2 separate regions of the Mus musculus genome follow, and region 2 is linked to region 1. The links are chromatin loops, found by intact Hi-C in ENCODE. Cell type or tissue: gastrocnemius. All regions are shown on one strand. Each heading gives the region's core, and the rest is flanking DNA. Links, peaks and the distances in the headings are about the cores only.

Region 1 (8,125 bases), core at 1,829-5,828:
GGAAAGTTACCATTTTGCAAGTCTGAAGCAGATGCTTTTTCCTGCTGTTCTAAAAACAGGGCAATTGCGACCTTTGGCTCCTAAATTCAGCCGAGGCAACGGTCACACACACGTTGGGATGGCTGCCCAGTTCCAACCTGACAACCATCTGGGCATCTCTTCCTCCCATTCCGTGTTAGTCCCCAGCATCTTCCTCCTGTGCCAGGTCTTGTCCTGTAAATGCAGGACTAACATGTGAGCTAAGGCTAGCCCATCCCAGAGCCTCAGCTCTGGCTTTAGTTATGGATGCAGAAGTGAGCTCTCAATGAACAAAGAACTGGAACAATGTGAGTCCATCTCTGACAGACCCCACCTCACTGGCACAGTTCGTCATGCCCCTTTCTTCACCCTCATCTGAGGTGGAGCCTCTCTCCTCTTTCTCTCTGTGTCTCTGTCTGTCTCTTTCCATCTCTCTCTGTGTCTCTGTCTATGTGGCTCTATCTCCCTCTGTCTCTCTGTCTTTCTCCCTCCATCTTTCTCTGTCTCCATCTATCCCTTTCTTTCTCTTTTCACCTCTCCCTCTCTGTCTCTTTCTCCTCAATTCTCCACCAGAGTAGGATGGGGGAGGCTTCAGTTCTTGGTACCAGGTTTGAGAAGCTGACTTCACTCCATCCATCCATTTATCCATCTTTTGGCTTAGTCATGCGAACCACAATCACTTCCCTCTGAAAATACATCTTGTGCCAAGCAAATGGTGCACACCTTTAACCTCAGCACTCAGGAGGCAGAGGCAGGCAGGCAGGCGGGTCTCTGGAGTTCAAGGCCAACCTGGTCAATGGAGTGAGTTCCAGGATAATCAGGGCTACACAGAGAAATTCTGTCTCAAAAAACAAAACAAAAACAAAAAACACAAGAAGCCGGGCGTGGTGGCGCACACCTTTACTGCCAGCACTTGGGAGGCAGAGGCAGTCAGATTTGTTAGTTTGAGGCCAGCTTGGTCTACAAAGTGAGTTCTAGGACAGCCAGGGCTATACAGAGAAACCCTGTCTGGAAAAACCAGAAAAAACAAAAGCAACAACAACAACAACACAAAAACAAAAACAAACAAACAAAAACCTCAAGAAGAGGAAGAGGAGGAAGAAAAGAGAGAGGAGAGAAAGAACAACTGGTTTGCCTTTGGCTGAGAGAGATTGATAGGTTAAAAATATGTCCACACTCCTTGACAAGCTCCTCCTCAGAACACAGAGCCCTGGCTGGCTGGTAAAGTACTTGTTTTGTACGAATGAGGACCTTGGGGCTGGAGAGATGGCTCGGTTAAGAGCACTGACTGCTCTTCTAGAGGTCCTGAGTTCAATTCCCAGCAACCACATGGTGGCTCACAACCATCTGTAATAAGATCTGATGCCGTCTTCATAGAAGTAGAATGCTGTATATAGAATAAAATCTTAAAAACAACAACGATGAGGACCTGCGGCAAGCACGGTGATGCACACCTTTAATCCCAGTACTCAGGGGCAGTGCTGATGAATCACTGTGAGTTTGAGGCTAGCCTGGTCTGCGTAGACTTCCAGGCCAGCCAGGGCTACATGATGAGATTCTGGATCAAAACATAAAAGGCTGAAGAGAACCTGGGTTCCATTCCCAGAACCCATGTAAAAGCTAAATGTAGCAGCCATGAGCCTGTGACCCCAGCACGTGAGATAGACACTCCAGAAGAGGGCATCGGATCTCATTATGGTTGTGAGCCACCATGTGGTCGCTGGGATTTGAACTCAGGACCTTTGCAAGAGCAGTCAGTGCTCTTAACCGCTGAGCCATCTCTCCAGCCCGGCCTTTTGTTTTGTTTTGTTTTGTTTTGTTTTGGCTCATCATAGCTGAAGGAATTTGTGTGTGTGTGTCTATGTGTTTATCTGTGTGTGTGTTTGTGGTGCTGGGGACAGAGCCCAAGGTTTTACAATGCTGTGGACATGCTGGGCTACTGAATGAAGACGTTGGATCTTGTATTATGACCTCACAGAGTCAGAGACCATCAGAAGCAGACAGATAAAACATCTCTGGAAGAACCTGCCTCTGGTGTGGTTATATCCCCCCCTCCTTTCTATCACTTAAATGAGTGGGAGAGGAAGGGTTTTGCCAGCAGAGCAGTGGGGAAAGGGATGCTGAGCCTCTAAGCAGTCTTTGTCATTTGTCATGCTAACATGGTACCTTTGGTCAGCATCTCCCACATTCCTTCAATCTCAGCACTTGGAAGGCATACTCAAGTGGATCTCTAAATTCAAGGCTAGCCTGGTCTACAGAGCGAGTTCCAGGTCAGCCACAGATACACAGGGAAACCCTTTCTAGAAAAGCAAAAACAAAAAAATTCCTAAGAGGAGCCTGAATACAGGCAGGTAGGAGCTTTGATCAGAGAGGACCATGTCTATGTCCTATGTATATGTCTATGTCTGGATGTCATAGACAGCACTTCCTGAGCCCAAGCAGGCAGGAATAGATGGTACTAGTGGGAGGAGAGGGAGCCTGGGCTGTGCCCCAGGCAGCTCCATTTTAGCCTACCTAGATCTTCAGTAACAGGCTGGTGCAGCAGTGCCTAGGACAGAGAGTGGGCTGTCTATGTACTAGGGGTTCAAAGAGGCAGAGACAGATGTCTGAGGCCAGACCTGAGGGAGCTCACTTATTATCATGTTTTCCATTCCACTACCAGATGGCCAACACTAGCTCTACGCGCACAGTTCGACTCCATTCTCACACTAAGCTGCCCCAAGCCAGCATAGATCCCCAAGGGAAAGACTTAGTCAGATCTGTCTCAGTCACAAGCTTCCTGTCTTTTTTTTTCCTTGACAGAGTCTCACTCTGTGGCCCTAGCTAGCCTGGAAATCACTATGTAGATCAGGCTGGCCTCAATTCAACAGAGACCCACCTGTCTCCACCTCCCCAGTGGTGGGATTAAAGCATGCTTAAACCTCGTGTACCCTGACAAATTTGCTACCAAACTGGGGGTTCCAGTGGTTCATCGATTTACTGAAATGACTCACAGAAGTTTAGCAAAATTTCAATCGCATTGATGTACTTGCCAAAAAAGGCACGACTCTGAAAAAGTTGGTTGACTCTGTAGTAGCTGCAAGGGGCATGGTGTAGATGGGGCAGAGTAACACACGGAATGAATGCTCATGCCCCGTTCTGGGGCAAACACATTAAAGCACTTTAGGGACCTAAGCTTTGCTTGTCAGCGGCAACTGTGGCCATAAGAGCCTGCAAGATGCAAAACTCAAACAACAGAATTCTATTGGCAGAGTATTAGCATTCTTCAAAAACATTAAAATACTCAGGGGGCCTGGTGAATAGGAACGACCCTTGGCCTCAGCCTCTGCACTCCAGCGCCCCCTGGTGGTCAACACTTTAACTCTTAAGCTGGTTTTCAGTGGTTTACTCTGGCTGGCTGGCTGGCTAGTTGGTTGGATGGTTGGTTGGTTGGTTGGTTGGTTGGTTGGTTGGGTTTTGAAGCACTGGTTTACTCTTTATTACTGTTTTGTAACCTGCCTGCTTGGAGCAGTCTGTGTTGATTTGCTTCCTGAGCAGCGTCTCTGTCTGCCAACCTCCCCCAGGGAATACTGCACTATTTTCGGTTTCTCTATTTTGGAAATGAGATTATAGTAACCACATTGCCCTCTTTATAGAGTCTTGTTTTCTCAACTTAAAAAAAAAATCCTGCAGGACAGCCAGGGCTACAAAAAGAAACCCTGTTTTGAAAAACAACAACTACTACACAAAATTGGACTGGGTAGGGAACCGTGCCTGCAGTCCTAGGACATGGGAGGCTGAGAGAGAAGGGTCATTAGTTCAAGGCCAGCCCAGGGTAAATAGACTCTGTCTCAAAAAAAAAAAAACAACAACAATGAAAACAAACAAGCCAATGCATCCAAAACTAGCAATCATATCATTGGTTATAGTTCAGAAGTAGGGTAATAACTTAGCGTGTCCAAGGCCCTGAGACTGATCTCAGGCACACATCCGAAACACAAGCAGGTTTGGCAAGGTGGTTTTGTTGGTAAGGGGGATTGTGGAGCAAGCCTGGCAACCCAAGTTCAATCCCAAGAGCCCACAAGAAGGTAGAGGAGAAAACTGACTCTACAAAGTTGTCTTCTGATCCTCACAAGTGCGCCACCCACAGACACACACCGTGCAAATACACACACACAAGCAGGATAAAAAAGATTAAATCTAACAAACAGAACTAAAACTACGAGGCAAGAGAGACAGTGTAGCAGTTAGGACCACATAATGCAGTAACAGAAGACTGGCGTTCAGTACTCAGCACTCACATGGAGCAGCTCACAACCACTCATAACCAGCTTTAAGGGATCTGATGCCCTCTTCTGGCCTCTGTGGGCACTGCACTCACATGCGCATACCTATACATAGATGTGGACACACACTTACATACACATACACAATTAAAAGATAAATTTTTTATTTATATATTTTTATATTTTTATAGACATGCTTTAATCTCAGCTGTCAGGAAGCAGAGATCTCTGTGAGTCTGGTTTGGGGCCCTATCTTAAAAGCAAGCGAGATCTTCATTTCTGATGTTATAAACTACAGACATTAATTTATAATTTCTTACTTTGTGAAGGCCTCGGTGATGGCACTTCCCTTTTCAGCCCTTCCATAACCTTTGCCGTTGATGTCTTTACAAAGTCAAGGTGATCACTTCCGTCAGGATTCTATGCTATGGTGAACTTCACAGAATGCCAGTCACTGCAGACACCATGGCAATGTTTGCTGCCTTCATTGCTCAGCCTTGCACCTCCCCTCCCTTTCTCCTCACCTCTAAAACATGTCCTTGGAGGTGATGAGTGAGAGAAGCTAGAAGAACAGGGTAGAATGCTTCCCTGGCTAGACTTCTACACCAAAGCCTCATTTGTACAGAGTAAGACTGGAGAACCCTGGGCTAGCGAGGTGGCTAGAGAGTAAAGGGACCTGCTACCAAGCTTAATGGCGTGAATTCTATCTCTGGATCTTACGAGATAGAGTGAGAAAGCCAACTCCAGCAGACTATCCTTTTGCCTCCACAGGTACTGTGGTATGAGCATGAGTGCACACATAAACACACACATGCATGCACGCATGCACGCACACATTCATACCAAATGTAACAGAAAAGTATATAGGGGGCTGGAGAGATGGCTCAGAGGTTAAGAGCACTGACTGAGGTGCTGAGGTCCTGAGTTCAAATCCCAGCAGCCATATGGTGGCTCACAACCATCTGTAATGGGATCTGATGCCCTCTTCTGGTGTGTCTGAGGACAATGACATAAAATAAATAAATTTAAAAAGAAATAGAAAAGTATATAAAAAGCGATGATTTCCCCTAGTGGCCTCTGCTGCCTGGGAGGCCTTCATGACTTTGGCACATTGCCTGTCATCCTACAGAGAGAAGTGCTTACTCTGAGGGACCATGGTCTGTGGAAAGGCATTGAGCCAGCTTGGTGGCATTTTCTCTGTGGTCCCGAGCAATGAGGTAGTATCTGAAGCTGTTGAGACCCTCTGAGTCTACTGCAGGAGTGTCTGGAACTCCCACCCGCTGGACCCTGATGTCAGTGCAGGGATGTTGGCAAGTGCTGGACATTGCTCTGGGACACTCCACAGCGACCACCCTGGAGAAGCAAATGACACTGAGAGGTGCTCATGACTCAGTGTCTTGAGGACACTGTATAAGGGGTCAGCAGAGTTTCGGCACAGGATGGACAGCACACTGCACACGTTTAATTTCTGGCTCATCATCCCCACCGCTGCTGTTGCCCAAAAGCTGTTGGACCTTTAGTCCCAGTACTCAAGAGGCAGACACAGGAAGATCTCTGTGAGTTGGAGGCCAGCCTGGTATACAGAGACAGCCAGAGCTACATAGAGAAACCCTGTCTCAAAACAAACAAGGATCCAATAAAACTTTATCTACAGAGGCAGGTGATGGCCAAGGTCCTCCATGTGGAAGCTCTTTCTCTCTCTCTAAAAATTTATTTATTTAACATATGTAAGTGCATTGACACTCTTTTCAGACACACCAGAAGAGGGCATCAGATCCCAATACGGATGGTTGTGAGCCACCATGTGGTTGCTAGGATTTGAACTCAGGACCTCTGGAAGAGCAGCCAGTGCTCTTAACTGCCGAGCCATCTCTCCAGCCCCCAAACTTTTTTTTTTTAATTTGGTTTTTGGGTTTTGGATTTGGGGTTTGGTTTGGTTATTATTTTATGTGAAAGTACTCTGCTGCATGTACACCTGCATGCCAGAAGAGGGCATCGGATCCCTTTATAGATGGGCCTGAACCACCATGTAGGTGCTCAGAATTGAACTCAGGACCTCTGGAAGAGCAGTCAGTACTCTTTTTTTTTTTTTTTTAAAGATTTATTTATTTATTTATTGTCTATGAGTAGCTGTCTTCAGACACGCCGGAAGAGGGCATCGGATCCCATTACAGATGGTTGTGAGCCACCATGTGGTTACTGGGAATTGAACTCAGGACCTCTGGAAGAGCAGCCAGTGCTCTTAGCCGCTGAGCCATCTCTCCAGCTCAAGTCACTACTCTTATTAACCACTAAGCCATCTCTTCAGTCCAAGCCTTCACATTCTGTGGTGACCTAGCACACACTAACCTCAACTCCACTAGCAAATTGCAGAGAGAAGTTGTTTCAGGGGGGAAAAAAATGAGAAAAAAAAAAGCTGGAGAGACGGCTCAGTGGTTAGAAGGTCTTTCAGAGACCCGGGTACAGTGTCCAGCACTCACATAGTGGTCACAGCATCCATACATCCAGTTCCAGGGGATCTGATGCTCTCTTCTTACCTCTAAGAGCACCATGGTGCATGTGATGCACATACATGCACGCAAAACACTCGTGCATGTAACATAAGATAAATCAAAATTAAAACAAAAACAAGAGGTTAGGGGTTGTTGAGCAGACATACTTCTAAGAGACAGGTGGTTGACGTGTGTGTGTGTGTGTGTGTGTGTGTGTGTGTGTGTGTGTGTGTGTGTGTAGATGTGAAGTTTGAGACTGAGAGTGCATGAAGGTATTGACAAAGGGAGGCCATGGGACCACTGTCACCCAGTCCTTACCACTGGTCCCCCATGGTTGAGGAAGGACTGTCGTTGCTGTCACACTGTCACTTACTGACCTAATGCAGCTGCGGGCATTCCCGGTCAGATGGCTGCAGACTGTGCTGGAGAGAGGTGCTGGGGGAAGAGGGAATTTCTCCTATCCATGCTTTCTCCTCAAATGCTCTAAGACTGACATATTAGAGTCTGGAAGTCCTTCCTGCCCCAAGGGTCTTGAGGAGAGCCTCTCATCTCAGGATCTGCTTGCGGGTGACAAGAGATTGGCTGTCATCTCATTTCCCTGGGATTCAGCTCCTTGAAGCCACTAAGGTTGGCAACTAAAACCAGAGTTTTAATAAATCCTAGTTTGGCAAAGTAAAACAATAGACTGATCAAGTCCACCAGGGGGCGCAAGTGTCTCACAAGTTCCCGTTGCATCAACTGCAACAGCCTTCTGCAGAGCCAAGTACACACAGAGGACGCACATTGTGGAAATACAGAAGCACAAAAAGGACAGTTAGGAGTGTAAAATAGAATAAAGAGTGGGCTAGCAAGATGGCTCAGCAGATAAAGGCATTGCCACCAAGCATGATGTGACACTCCCTTGCATGACACAATAAATAAATAAGTGATTTTCTCAACGTTGAAACAGTAAATAACAGATTCACATACCATATAAAACTGAAAGATGAAAATATAAAAAGCTGGTGGTTGCAGTAAACGACACTTAAAGTTCTAGCTCCATGGGACGCTGAGACAGGAGGATGGCGACAGCTCAGGAGCCTCAGACTAACCTGAGTTAGTCCCAAGGCCCTGCCTCCTCCTCCTCCTCCTCCTCCTCCTCCTCCTCCTTCTTCTTCTTCTTTTCTTTTAAAGTAGTCATTTTAGTTTCTATGGATGCAAGCTCTATTATTCATGTACTGCCTAGAGACATAAAACCCAACAGACCCCTGCCCCAACTTCAAGGAGTCAGAAATCCTGTGACATGCCATCTCTGCTTTGGTACCAGGAAGAGCATGAGACTCTTTGAGGCTTCCAAAGCTTCGGGATGTC
Region 2 (4,000 bases), core at 1-4,000, 110 kb after region 1:
CTCCTTTAGGTCTTCCTTCTCCCCCACCTCCTGGCTCTTCCCTTCCCTGCCCCCTCACCCAGGATTTCCAAGGCAGTCTCTGAGTACAAGGCTCAAACCCCACACAGACTTTAAAGTCACCATATCTCAGCAGGGCTCAATTTCACAACCTAAAAGGGGCTAATCCCTTTGTCTCAGAGAAAACATGAAGGTCTGAGAAAGTCTAAAAGTAGGCCTGACTTCCCTGAACCACAGTTAAACTAGTCCATTGCCCTAAACACAGTAGCACACAGGCAGGTGTGCATAGAGGCACCAGCCTCTTAATCCCATGGCTTGAGAAGTGGGAGCAGGGGGTCTAAGAGGTCAAGGCAGGCTGGGGCTACATTTTGAGACTATGTGTGGGGGATAAAATGTAGCTATAGATACAGATACAGATACCGATATAGATACAGATATATTGATATTCAAATCCACTACAGGGAGGGCACAGTAAATCTTTCCAGTGTTTTTTCTTTTTGTCTTCAGTGTTGGGGTGAGCCATGCATGTACCAGGAAGGTGCTCACCTCTGAGCACGCCTACTCCTCTCTTCAGACAGTTTGACTGTAACCCACAGCCCAGAAAGAAACACACAAATAGTTTTGTATTTGTACTTTGTACTCTGATTCCTTGCTTTTTCGATTCATTTTGCTTTCTTAAAAAAAAAAATGCTGCACAAAGCTGGGCCTGTCAGTACAGGCCTGTCAGTCATCTCAGCCCATAGAAGGCTGAGGTCAGTCTGGGCTACCTTGAGATCCTGGCCCAATGATACAGAAAAATGGAACAAAAACATGTGAGAAGGACCTGCTAAAATGACAGGCTTGGGTTAGGAACAGGCTAGGAACCTCAGGTACACTGATAGGTAGCAAGAAAGACCCTGGCTCCCACCTCCAGCACAGTCAGTAACAAACCAAAATCACCTTTAATCCCAGCACTCAGGAGGCAGAGGCAGGGGAATCTGTGAGTTCCAAGCCTGCTAGGTCTATACAGGGAGTTCCAGGCCAGCCAGGGATACCATTTTGTTTAAAAACAAAACAAGCCCAGTATAATGGTGCATGCCTTTAATCCCAGCACTTGGGAGGCAGAGGCAAGTGGATCTCTGTGAGTTTGAGGCCAACCTGGTCTACAGAGTTCCAGGACAGCCAGAGCTATATCGTCAAAACAATGTAAAAGCATAGAAGAGCTCATTCCTATAGGAGCTGAAATGGGAGGCCCTGGGTGTCCAGAAGTCCAGAAGCTAGTGAGCAGGTGATCCAACCACCCACAGCTCAGCCGAGTGTGCCCACAGGACCGAGGCTAGCAGGTAAAACAGTCACTGGGGTACTGGGTTTACCCCATGGACTAAGGGGTCCTTGGCTCAGTGCTTGGCCTTTAGAAAGTACTGCATTTAGGAGGCTATGAAATCCAAGTCTGTTTCCCAGTGAGGCATGGATACCCAAACTCCACCCATCCTCACCTTCATGGGCAAGCTGGAGCCCAGGTACACAACAAAGATGGCCACGGCCTGCCACCAGTGATAGATGGTGAAGATGAAGTCCTGCCTCTCTTTGTCTTCATATAGGATGCCCAGGAGTGCTGCAGGTAAAGGCACAAAGCAGGTAAGGAACCCTGTACCAGTTCCATCTCAGTTCCTGAGACTGAGCTAGGAAGACCAGCAAGAGCTGTGCACCAATCCTCGCCTGGCCCCTACTGGAGACTTCTGTTACTACACTGTCAAGATGAGCCCAGAGGTGCAAGGACCCTCCACTGAATCCTGTCTGCTTTTGACCCATCACCCAGTGTGCCAAGCACTCAGCTGCTGTTTCTCTACCTTGCCAGGGGCTCAGAAAATAGAAGGAATAGGCAGGAAATAGAAGGTGGGATATCTGAGAGGCAGAAAGAATTCTGGGATAGAGCCACTCTCAGGAGATCAGCTTGGGAAGATGTGAGCAACAGGACACATAGCACCTGAGCACAGGCCAGCCCCATGGCAGAATGCAGGTTATAATAAATGGGATATTTTACTTATGATCTAAAATATATAGATATTTTAGTTATGATCAGAGTAGAGCCTAGCTATATGGCCAAGGTATTTGTAAATATATTTTGAGTCTGAGTCTTATTTCTGAGAGCATGGGGCTGGGAGGCAGAACCAGAGCCTAACTCCTATACATTTCAGCAACTAACTTTTCACAAGCCAAGCCTGGGGGCGGGGGCTGGTTTCCTGGGGGCGGAGCCGGCGGGGGAGGAGCTGGTTTCCTGAGGGTTCACCTCAAGGTGGTAGAGAAACAGCAACTGGAGCTGAGACTCTGGAGCTCAGGACTGGAAAAAGTAAAGGTTCAAAGGTCACATTAAGGGCGATTTCAGGAAAACGACTGAAATCTCCAAAGCTGGCCCAACTTTGAAAAGAGTTTATATGGGTTGTCTGATGGATTAAAAGCTCTCAAGTATGAAGATTGCACAGCCCTGGCTGACCTTGCTAAGCTTGGTCCAGCTCAGAGCATGAACACGTCCATCATGTGACTTGGGGAGGTGGGGACACTTGAAACTGTCAACAGCATTAGACCATGAGGATCAGTGCCAGTAAGGACAACCTACACGGCTGCACTCACGTGTGCCAGCTGTCTGTCACCAACACAAACCCATCTCACACATACCCAGGGAGCCCCCACGCAGCTGAAGCCTGGCCTACCATAGCTTCTTTTCTCAGGCTCTCACTCCAGCTGCCCAGGTTTGAGCATGGATTCTGAGGTTGGGCAAGCTGGGTTTGGACTGTACCTTGATCCTCGTTACAAACAAAAATCCATCCAGGTATGAAAGCACACCTTAGTTCCAGAATGGGGGAGACTCAAGCAGACTGATCTCTGTGAGTTTGGGGCCAGCCTAGTCTACATAACAATTTCTAGGCCAAACAAGGATATATACAAAGGCCATGTCAAAACACAACAAAACAAAACAAAAAAACCAAAAAACAAAAAAAGGGAAAAGAAAGAAAGAAAGAAAAAGAGAGAAAAAGAAGAGCAAATGAGATGGCTTAGTGGGTAAAAGGCACCTGACACCAAGCCTAACCTTTCTGTGTTCAATCCCCAGGACATATGTGGTAGACGGAGAAAATCGACTTCCACCAACTATCCTCTGGACTCCACGTTCATGCCATGACATCTTACTCCCACATTCATACACATATGCATTATAAATAAATAAATAATATTAATTTTTAAGTTTTGGGAGGAAGAGGCAGGCAGATATCTGAGTTTGAGGCTAGCCTGGTCTACAGAGCTTGTTCTAGGACAGCCAAGGCTACCCAGAAACCCTGTCTCAAAAACAAAAACAAGCTGGAGAGATGGCTCAGTGGCTAAGAGCACTGACTACTCTTCCAAAGGTCCTGAGTTCAAATCCCAGCAACCATATGGTGGCTCACAACCATCCATAATGAGATCTGATGCCCTCTTCTGGTGTGTCTGAAGACAGCTACAGTGTGCTTACATATAATAAATAAACAAATCTTTTTAAAGAATTAACTAAAAAGAAAAAAGGAGAATAGGGGGCTGGGGTAATTCCAGCACTCAGGGATCTAAGATAGAATCAAACTTGTTTAAAGTCAGCCTGAGCTACATGGTGAGTCCAGGCCAGCCTGGGCTACAGTGTAAGGCTTTGTCTCAAAACATATAATTGAAGAAGAAGGAAAAAGGCTGAGTGTGGTGGCATATGACTTTGATTCTAGCACTTGGGAGGTAGAAACATGTGAATCTCTATGGGTTCAAGGCCAATCTGGAATCTATATGGTGAATGCCAGACTAGCTGAGGCTACATAGTGAGACCCTGAGAAATAGAAACAGAAAAGAAAGAGTCCAGTTCTGCACCTACACCCTGCAGGACAGACAAGCACCTGGCACCCTCTCCCTCCCTGGAGCCTGGAACTCAGGATCTGTTTCCCGTGCTCAGAAATTATGCTAACATATCCCTGAGTGCTGGTGTGTATTTCTATATACTCTCCCCAGGTCT

What was found. A loop is a pair of places that touch in the nucleus more often than their neighbours do. Peaks named below come from ENCODE experiments on the same cell type or tissue, not always from the same donor. Only the 100,000 strongest peaks of a DNase experiment are listed, where the experiment ranks them.
Region 2: it touches region 1 in a loop (6-fold over the local background); 1 of 42 quality-filtered maps calls a loop at or near these places.

What each region holds. Positions count from the first base shown.
Region 1 is chr19:4,047,418-4,055,542 of GRCm38, reverse strand. No RefSeq gene overlaps it. Among named protein-coding and RNA genes, the nearest start is that of Gstp3, 8.0 kb to the left of the region's middle. In gastrocnemius, for the core only: CTCF peaks have their summits at 3,330 (motif pointing left) and 4,347 (motif pointing left); a DNase peak (open chromatin) is centred at 3,360; H3K27ac peaks cover 1,827 bases.
Region 2 is chr19:3,944,598-3,948,597 of GRCm38, reverse strand. It overlaps Unc93b1 (unc-93 homolog B1, TLR signaling regulator), which reads right to left. Exons shown (of 11, transcript NM_019449.2): 10 at 1,473-1,591. Among named protein-coding and RNA genes, the nearest start is that of Unc93b1, 11 kb to the right of the region's middle. In gastrocnemius, for the core only: a CTCF peak has its summit at 1,704; a DNase peak (open chromatin) is centred at 1,705.